Linked DNA regions of Homo sapiens: regions 1 and 2 are each linked to region 3. Evidence: chromatin contacts called from ENCODE Hi-C or POLR2A ChIA-PET data. All regions are on one chromosome and are shown on one strand. The core of a region is the stretch at or near the end of the contact, and the rest is flanking DNA. Distances in the headings are between cores, read along the strand shown.

The links. Hi-C counts contacts between places; a loop is a spot of excess contacts on that map. ChIA-PET counts read pairs that join two places held with the same protein, here RNA polymerase II (POLR2A). Pooled maps may share reads with other maps.
Region 1: a map of CD8-positive, alpha-beta T cell shows a loop between it and region 3 (5-fold over the local background). The contact joins the promoter of MIER3 here to the promoter of SLC38A9 in region 3. A Hi-C loop is called at or near these places in 1 of 168 maps with a recorded cell type or tissue (CD8-positive, alpha-beta T cell) and 6 of 50 pooled maps. POLR2A ChIA-PET finds 5 or more read pairs at or near these places in 1 of 52 experiments (T-cell).
Region 2: a loop to region 3 is called in a map of CD8-positive, alpha-beta T cell, with 13 times the contacts of the local background. The contact joins the promoter of SNX18 here to the promoter of SLC38A9 in region 3. A Hi-C loop is called at or near these places in 2 of 168 maps with a recorded cell type or tissue (CD8-positive, alpha-beta T cell and naive thymus-derived CD4-positive, alpha-beta T cell), 1 of 37 single-sample maps with no recorded cell type and 8 of 50 pooled maps.

The regions. Positions count from the first base shown.
Region 1 is chr5:56,950,798-56,953,497 of GRCh38, reverse strand. It overlaps MIER3 (MIER family member 3), which reads left to right and starts at 1,375. Exons shown (of 13, transcript NM_001297599.2): 1 at 1,375-1,404. The coding sequence starts at 1,396. RefSeq lists silencers at 1,094-1,513, 1,544-1,653, 1,714-1,883 and an enhancer at 2,454-2,543.
Region 2 is chr5:54,516,467-54,519,226 of GRCh38, reverse strand. SNX18 (sorting nexin 18) reads right to left here and starts at 1,468. Exons shown (of 2, transcript NM_001102575.2): 1 at 1-1,468. The coding sequence starts at 1,274. RefSeq lists an enhancer at 1-560 and silencers at 1,033-1,592, 1,473-1,714.
Region 3 is chr5:55,711,049-55,713,748 of GRCh38, reverse strand. It overlaps SLC38A9 (solute carrier family 38 member 9), which reads left to right and starts at 1,425. Exons shown (of 16, transcript NM_173514.4): 1 at 1,425-1,532; 2 at 2,250-2,297. RefSeq lists enhancers at 519-1,162, 998-1,187, 1,278-1,327, 1,898-1,977.

The DNA of each region.
Region 1 (2,700 bases), core at 126-2,625, 1.2 Mb before region 3:
TGTCTGAGATCACTCTCTCCAAATTCCTGTAGGGTCCTGCTATAATTCCTGATGGTATTTGCATCTCACTTATTCATGTACCTTACAGCCGACTTTCTTTTCCACAGATAGAATTGGCCTCCCACTTTAGGACAATGTGTCCTCCAAATTTGCTAGGGCAACTCCATACCTTACTTTAACTTCTTGCAGGACCTAACTCTCCAATCAGTCGTTAGTGTATATTTTTGTGTACTTGGCTCAAAGTCTTTCAGTGTGGATGTGGACCTTCCGGAGAGTAATCTCCTCCAATGAAGAGCAAATGGTCATAAGGAACATGTACGAGCAGGTATTCCTGTTAAGCCTTATGCTCCGTCTTTCACCCATCCACTTGCACAGGGGACTAGTTTCCTTTTATGATCCTACCCAAACGTTTGGCCTTTTTGGAGAAGTGAGGGAAGTGAGGGGTAGAATTTTTGAGACTCAGTTCAGGGCCTTTGATATGCTGTTCCTGTCCTTCAACAGATGTATCAAGTATCTCTGGGTCATCCCCTAAGACACGTTGGTGATGAACAATTCCTAGAACTGGTCTAATTTTTTTTTTTTTTTTTTTGGATAACAGCACAGTTTATATTTTTTGGGCATCTTCTTGAACTGTACAAGTATATTCAGCATCATTTCTCTGCCCTGTCGATCTTTTGTCTTTTCTTCTGTGCTGTCAATAACCTGTTTGGCAAATGTCTACTTCCATTGTCCACTCCGTGAGCAGTGTACACCGGTCTCCATCTCCCATTCCTGCAGGTCCCTTCGTGGAAACGGCAAAGTGCCTGACTGTAGTCCTCTCATTCTGGACTGACTCTGCCATCCACCAGCCTCTTCTCCCATTTCCCAGGGCTTCCTCCCACATCTGTCTATTTCATAGATCGCCTCCTCCTCTTAGGGAAGTTGAGTCTGTCGAGTTCCCCTGCACATCGCCTGCCAGTCCAAGTCTCCTGCCCGCCTCCCGCACGCCCTCCCGCGCCGCGGTGTCTGTGGGTCGGTTCCCAGACGCGCCCGCCGGCTCTTGGGCCTCCACTGGCTGGACGTGGGTCTGTCCCGCGCCCGCGCGTCCGTCCGTCCCCCACTTGCCTCCAATTCGGCAGGAACTTTACACCAGCCAGGAGGAGAAGGACGGTGCGCGCGGGTGCGGGTCTGGCCGGCTGGGGCCGGCGCGGGGGCGGCGAGGGGCGCCGGGCGGCGTCGGCTTGCGAGCGGGCCGGGGGCGTCGCGGGCCGCCCTGCCCTATAAGGGGCCGTGCCGCCTCCGCCGCCGGGCGGGTGCCGGGCGGACCGCGGCGGTGGCGGCGGCGGCTGCGATTGGCTCAGGCGCCCCATCCGGGGACTGGGCTCGGCGCTGCTCGTTCGCCCTAAAGGTACCAATATGGCGGAGGTGAGCAGGGAAACCGGGCAGGAGCAGCCGGGCTGGAGCGGGCGCCCGGCGGCTCCCCGCGACCCCCGAGCCAGCCTGGGGGATCCGGGGCTCTTTCCGCTGCCCCATGAGGGGCGGCGTGGCGACGCGGGGGTCGCGGGGCGGCGACTGGCCGTGGCGGGGCTGGCCGGGGGGCGGGAGCGGGCGCGGGAGCGGTCTCCCTCCGGGACTAGGCCGCGGCGGCTCCGGCCCCGGTCGGGCCGGGCGACCGAGCCGGACGGAGGTGGCGGCCGGCTGCAGTGAGCCCTGCCCCAGGGACGAGGCAGTGCCGTGTCCCCGGTCGCTGACGCGGGCCGCCGGCGCCTCCGCGCCTCTTCCCCGGGCCCGGGTGGGTGGAAACCGGCGGAGCCCCCCCTCCGCGGCCGGATCGCAAAGAGGGGAGCGGGCTGCGCCACTGCCCTGCGGGAGTCGTGCGCTGTGCCCCCGGCCCACCGGGCCCGGGCTGCGGCGCGAAGGAGCCGCACGCTTCACTTTGCTGGGGGCGCGGAGAAGAGCGGGATGCGGGGCCACCGGGCTTCTCAGAAGAGCGGGACTCCCCACCCCGCAGCCCGGGAGGTGCGGGAGCCCCTGGGGTTAAAGGGCAGACCGAGACCCTCGACGCCCTCTCCAGGAGAGCGGCTTGATAGCTCCAGTTTTCTCTGGGCTGGAGGAAGGAAGGCTGGGCGAGCGAAGCTGCCCCGGCCATGTCCCCCGGGACTGGTGAGCTGGGGGGAGGGGGCGGTGTGGCAGGAGCCCCTGGGCTGGAGCTCGCTGGGGCGGGGGGCGCGCTGACGGTCCAGGGAGGGACTGAACACTCTGGAAGGAGCCAGCATCCCTGGAACTGAGAGGAGCTGCATCTCTGGACTCGAGAGAGAGGATGGGGGGCTCGCGCTTTGGTTTGGGGGCGAGTGTCCGATTCGAGCTGGCCTACGCTGCAGGGGAAGAGATCGGCTTCGGAGTTGGGGCTCCCGGGCCCCAGGGGCGAACTAGGTGCTCAGAACGCGAGTTCGTTCCAGAAAAGGGTGTTACGTTTCGAGTTGTTTGGGGCTTCGGAGAGCCGGGTGGGATTTGGAGGACTCCGGAGATGCCAGGGATGGGGGACTGATGGTGCCAGCCGACTGCTCTGGGTTTTGCTTCTCTGCTTGGAAACTTGCTGAGCTCCAAGAAGCGACTTGGAGTTGCCTCTCAGACTCCGGGCTTCGTCCCGGGTCTGTGAGTTTGTACACTTGGGACTCGGGGAGGAAGGCGAGGCAGCCAAGAGGGGGCCCGAAAGGGGCC
Region 2 (2,760 bases), core at 219-2,718, 1.2 Mb after region 3:
TCCACCTCCTGCAGGTCAAGGGCAGCGGCGGGGGGCGTGCTAAGGGTCAGGAAGAAGTTGGCGCCCACCATCTCGTCCTTCTCGGCCTTCCTCTTGCCCTGCTTCCAGGCTTTCTCGTCGGTGCTGCTGGGGCACGTCAGGAAGTGCTGGAAGACGTCGCACTGCGCCAGCACTGGGTGGCTGGCCATGTGGTTCATCCACCAGATCAGGCCCTTCCTGCGCTTAGAGATGAAGTCCTCCTCGAAGCGGCCGGTGGCCTGCTTCTCGGGCAGGTGGGGCACGGAGATGACCGGGAACTTCTCCGCCAGGCGCGCGTACAGCCAGTCGAAGTGCTTGTAGCGCCGATGCACCGGCACCTGCGTGTGCGTGGGCACCAGCTTGTAGGAGATGTAGCTCTTCATGCCCTTGAACTTGGTCTGCTTGGTGGGGTCGTCGATGGTGCACTGGAACGGGTAGGGGTTCTCCTGCCACTCGGGGCCATAGGGCCCCAGCACCACGCACAGCTTGTCCCCGTCCTTCACGAAGCCTGACGCCTCCCCCAGCACGAAGGCCTCCCCGCCGGACTTGACGAAGGTGGAGAAGCGATTGAGGTTGCGGCTCACGGTGGCCGAGCTCTTGGGCCCCGACGGGTGGTGCTGCGGGGGGACCGAGCCGCCGCGGGAACCCAGGGACAGGTCGGAGCGCGTGGACAGGCGGTAGCGGCCGGCTGCGCCCACACCCGCCGAAGACGAGCCGTCGAGGTCCGGGTATGCTCCGCTGCCCAGAGCGCCCGGCTCGTCCGCCACCGTGGAGCTGTCGTCCCACTCGTCGTCCCAGTCATCATCGCTGCCTTGGCTGGCCTGGTAGCCGCCGTAGAGCTGCTGAGGCGACGGCTGCAGGGCGCCCCCGCCGTACGGGAAGCCCGCGCCGGGCGGCTGGAAGGTGCTCGGAGGCGGCGCCTGCTGTGGCTGCAGCAGCGCCTGGAAGGCGTCAGGCGGCGGCTTGAAGGAGGCGGGGGGCGCGACAGGCAGGGGCTCGAAGCCCCCGGGGGGCACATTGGCGTAGCGGGCCGGGGCGCCCGGGCCGCCGTCTCCCGCCGGGCCAGGCTCGGGGGCGCGGATCACCTGCACATAGGAGGCCGGGAAGAGGCCGCGGTCGCCGCGGCTGTTGACCCCCTCGAGCCAGCCCTCGATGTCCTGCTCGCTGCACAGGCTCAGCACCTCGTGCTCTCGCAGCGAGATCTCTCCTGGGTTCTCCGACCTGAAGTCGTACAGCGCCCGGGCGCGCAGCGCCATGGTCCCGGCGCCCCGACTGGCGGTCCCGACTCCCGGCGTCCCGAGCCGAGGCCCACCTGAGGGGCCCGCGGTACTGCTCGAGCCCTGGCGCGCGGACTGGAGCCCCGAAGGCGGCAAACCCACGCTGCCCGGACCAGCCGGTCGCGCCCTCCGCGCGGCTCCGCTCGCAGCGCCTCCACTTCGCAGCGCCGACTGCCGCGCTGGGCCGCCGCAGCCGCCGCCGGTCGGGGGCGGGGCCCGCGGCCTCCCACGTCTCCAGCTGCGCTAATCCACGGCCGAGAGCCCCTTGCCAGGCGAGAGCAAGCGATGGCCGAGCCGCCGAGCCCACCGCCCGCGTCGGCTTTGCGGCGGCCACTGCCCTCTAGTGGCCGGTGCCGCGAAGCCGGGCGCCGTAGTGAGCGCGGCTGAAGGAGGTTTCTACTCCGAAGTGAATTATCTGAGATTTCTTTAGGCTTTTAAGTTAAACATTCTCTAGAAAGTAAGTTAGCATTTGCATGCCTGATAAACGTTCCCACTCTGAGCGCTCAGTGAATGCTCCTAGAATGGCAACCCAGTCATGTAATAAAGCATTTTGCAATGCGAATTAGTGATTGCACTAAGAAAACAGGATGCCTCTGCGGAGGAGCTGTTCACCTACAGAGCAGGCTCCCTTCCCTCTTCTGCTCAAGGAGAGGAGATTGGCAAGAACAAAGTAAGGGCCAGGGAAGGTGCTGTGATTGACAAAATTAGAAGCAAAGGATCATGTAGAGAGGGAGGAGCTGGAGAGTTTCCAGTACAATAAATGCTCACACATTTATTACATGCATGTGTCGCCTATCCTCCCATAGATATATGTAGTGCGGTGAATGAGAGCTCAAACTTCGGAGCCAGGCTTCTGAATTTCAATCTGTGTTCTGACACTACCTAGCTGTATGACCTGGAACAAGGCACTTATATCGTACCTACCTCCGGGGGTTGTTGTGGGGATTCCATCATAAAGTAATCCCTATTTTACAGATGAGGAAAGTGAAACAATATCTGGCAGGGTAAGCAGATTTGAAGGGTTTGTTGCTGCTTTTGCTGCTGTTACTGTTATTTGGGGGAAGCAAAATCCCTGGCCTCTTTCACAAAGGGAATAGGGGTACTAAACTAACAATTGCAGGGTACATGCACCAGGAAGCGTCCCAATGTTCACATTGCCACTCCTAGTAAGAGGTCAGTGACCATCCATCCATCTGTTGTCTCTATGTCTCACTATATTTATATTATTTTTAAGATAAATAGAACAAAAATCACTTCCTGAAATAATCAGCTCCAATCTATCGTTGCCTTGTTTCCTATCTTCCTTTCCTTCAGTGTATAATTTGCCCAAAGCTTTTTCTTCTCTTAATCCCCTCTTATTAAGTCTAGCCTAATTATTCCTTTGAAGACACTTCTAATTGAGGTTCTGCATTCATGTGTCATTAATTTCAGCCTGTCCTCTGACCCTTTTCAAGGAAACCTGGGA
Region 3 (2,700 bases), core at 176-2,675:
TAAATTTGAATTTTTATTTTATTTTATTTTAGAGACTGAGTCTCGCTCTGTCGCCCATGCTGGAGTGCAGTGGCACAATCTTAGCTCATTGCAACCTCCGCCTACCGGATTCAAGCGATTCTCCTGCCTCAGCCTCCAGAGTAGCTGGGATTACAGGTGCACACCACCACGCCTGGCTAATTTTTGTATTTTTAGCAGAGACGGGTTTCACCATGTTGGTCAGGCTGGTCTCAAACTCCTGACCTTGTGATCTGCCCTCCTCAGCCTCCCAAAGTGCTGCAATTACAGGTGTGAGCCATCGCACCCAGCCTAAATTTGAATTTTCAAGTTTAGGTTTTTTGTTTTGTTTCGTTTTGTTTTTGAGACAGGGTCTTGCTCTGTCACCCAGGCTGCAGTGCAGTGGCACCATCATAGCTCACTGCAGCCTTAACTCCTGGCCTCAAATGATCCTCCTGCCTCAGCATCCCAAGTAAGCTTGACTACAGGCAGGTGCCACCCTGCCCAGTTAATTTTTTAAATTCTTTTGTAGAAATGGGGTCTCCCTATGTTGCCCAGACTGGTCTCCAACTCCTGGCCTCAAGTGATTCTCCCACCTCAGCCTCTCAAAATGGTGAGATTACAGGCATAAGCCACGGAGCCGGTCTAAATTTTTAGTTTTTTTTCTGGCATTACAGACACTGTTTCTTCTGGTTTAAACAGAAAAAAGAAAAAGAAACAAAAAGAGCCACTGGCTTCCTTTGTAAGAAGAGCTTAGGGTGGCCATATGCTTTTCAGGGACTGACCTTGAACTGATTTTCATAACAAGCACATTAATTTTACTTAGACTGTATGTTTACTTGGGGAGGTTTTGGGGAAAATTGCTGGGTATGTGGGGTGGGCCTCTAAAATCCTTCTAAAGCCCCTTTTAGCCTAGAGACTAATTTGCAAACACATTTTTAAAAAACAAACCCAAATATCTAGACGACGGAGGGAGCATGCCAACTCAACAGTTTTTTCAAACCAGCTTCCCTTTGTGTCTGTAGGGTCCAAGGACGTAACCAGATCATACAACACGCGCCAGGAAAGCCCAAAAGAGGGGTGATCCCTCGATGGAGGTGCCGCATCAGCGTTTTCTCACGTGGCCTCCGGGGCTCTATGAATGGCAAGAGATTGCATTCCTTCTACTACCCCTCCCAGCCTCCAGCCGGGACAAGGAACTGGAGCAAACTCGGGGCTGCAGTTCCGACTGGACTCGCCCACCTGGGCGCGCCGGCTGCCCAGCCTCCTGAAGCCTCGGGGCTGGGCCCTGCGGTGATGGGCGTGCTGGCCGTCGCAGAGCCCTCTGGGAGTTGTAGTCCGTAGCGGCGAGAGGTTTGACAGCGACCGCGGGCTTGGCGCATTCAGAACTCCAACTCCCGCCGGCCCCTGCGACCCAGGCTATTGCCGCTTCCTGTTTGGACTAGGAGCCCCGCGGTCGCAAATTGCGAGAATTTGGGAAGGGAATCTTTATCTTCTCGTCTAGTTCTCCGAGGTTGAAGGCTCGGCCTGCTCAGGTAGATCACGTTCCCACGTCTAGCAAACTCGCCCCTCGGGGAGGTGGGAAGGTATCCGAGGGAAGGCGGCGGGAAGGGTTGAAGTTGGGGCGAAGCCGGCTGTCACCTGGGATAGTTCTTTGCAGCGCATCGGAACCGTCTCTTCTTTTGGGGCTCAGGGAGGCCATAGCCTGGAGCCGCGGAGACTGCTCCGGAGGCACGGCGCGCGCTCCTCAAGGGCTCAGGGAAAGAAAGTCAGGAGTCCCTCGGGGTCTGAGGAAATCCGAGTGTCTATGGGAGTCGGTGTCAGCTGGAGCCTTAGAGAAAAGATAGGGTTGGGGTAAATGAACACCCTGACCCTCGGGTGAGAGAAGGAGGGAGTAGGAGAATTGTGGGACTTGCAGGAATGGGAGCACCCTTCTTTCTCTCTCTTGAGATAGGGTCTTGCTCCGTCGCTTGGGCTTGAGTGAGGTGGCGCGATCACGGCTGGGAGCACCTTTCTCCATCCCGAGTTGGGGACATCTAGAGGGGGAACATGAGGGAGGAACCCCCTTTGGGCCTTGAGCTAGGACCACAGAGGGGGTGAGGGCCATGACTGGTAAGCCCTCGCCACGCTTTTCACACGACTCAGTTGTGAGAGTGAGTGTGTTGATAGTGGGTAGCTTGACATCTCAGCATAGTAAAGCTGGAAGAGGGGTTTGAGAGCAGCTAGTCAAGCGCATTCTCCTCATTTTACAGAGAAGGAAACTGAGGTCCACCGAGTTGGAGAAACCTACTCAACACCAGGTAACCATTTAATGGCAAACTCGACCAACACCTAATTGTCATGACTCCCAGGCAGTGTCTTATCCATTGCCGTGCTCTGTAGATGAGCACACTATAAGTTGTAAGTTGTACCTCCACCTTGTTTTCTTTTTTCTTTTCTTTTCTTTCTTTTTTTTTTTCAGACAAGAGTCTCGCTCTGTCGCCCAGGCTGGAGTGCAGTGGAGTGATCTCGGCTCACTGCAACCTCCGCCTCCCTGGTTCAAGCGATTCTCGTGCCTCACCCTCCTGAGTAGCTAGGATTACAGCTGCCCGCCACCACGCCCCGCTAATTTTTGTATTTTTAGTAGAAACGGGGTTTCACCATGTTGGCCAGGCTGGTCTTGAACTCCTGATCTCAAGTGATCCGCCTGCCTTGGCCTCCCAA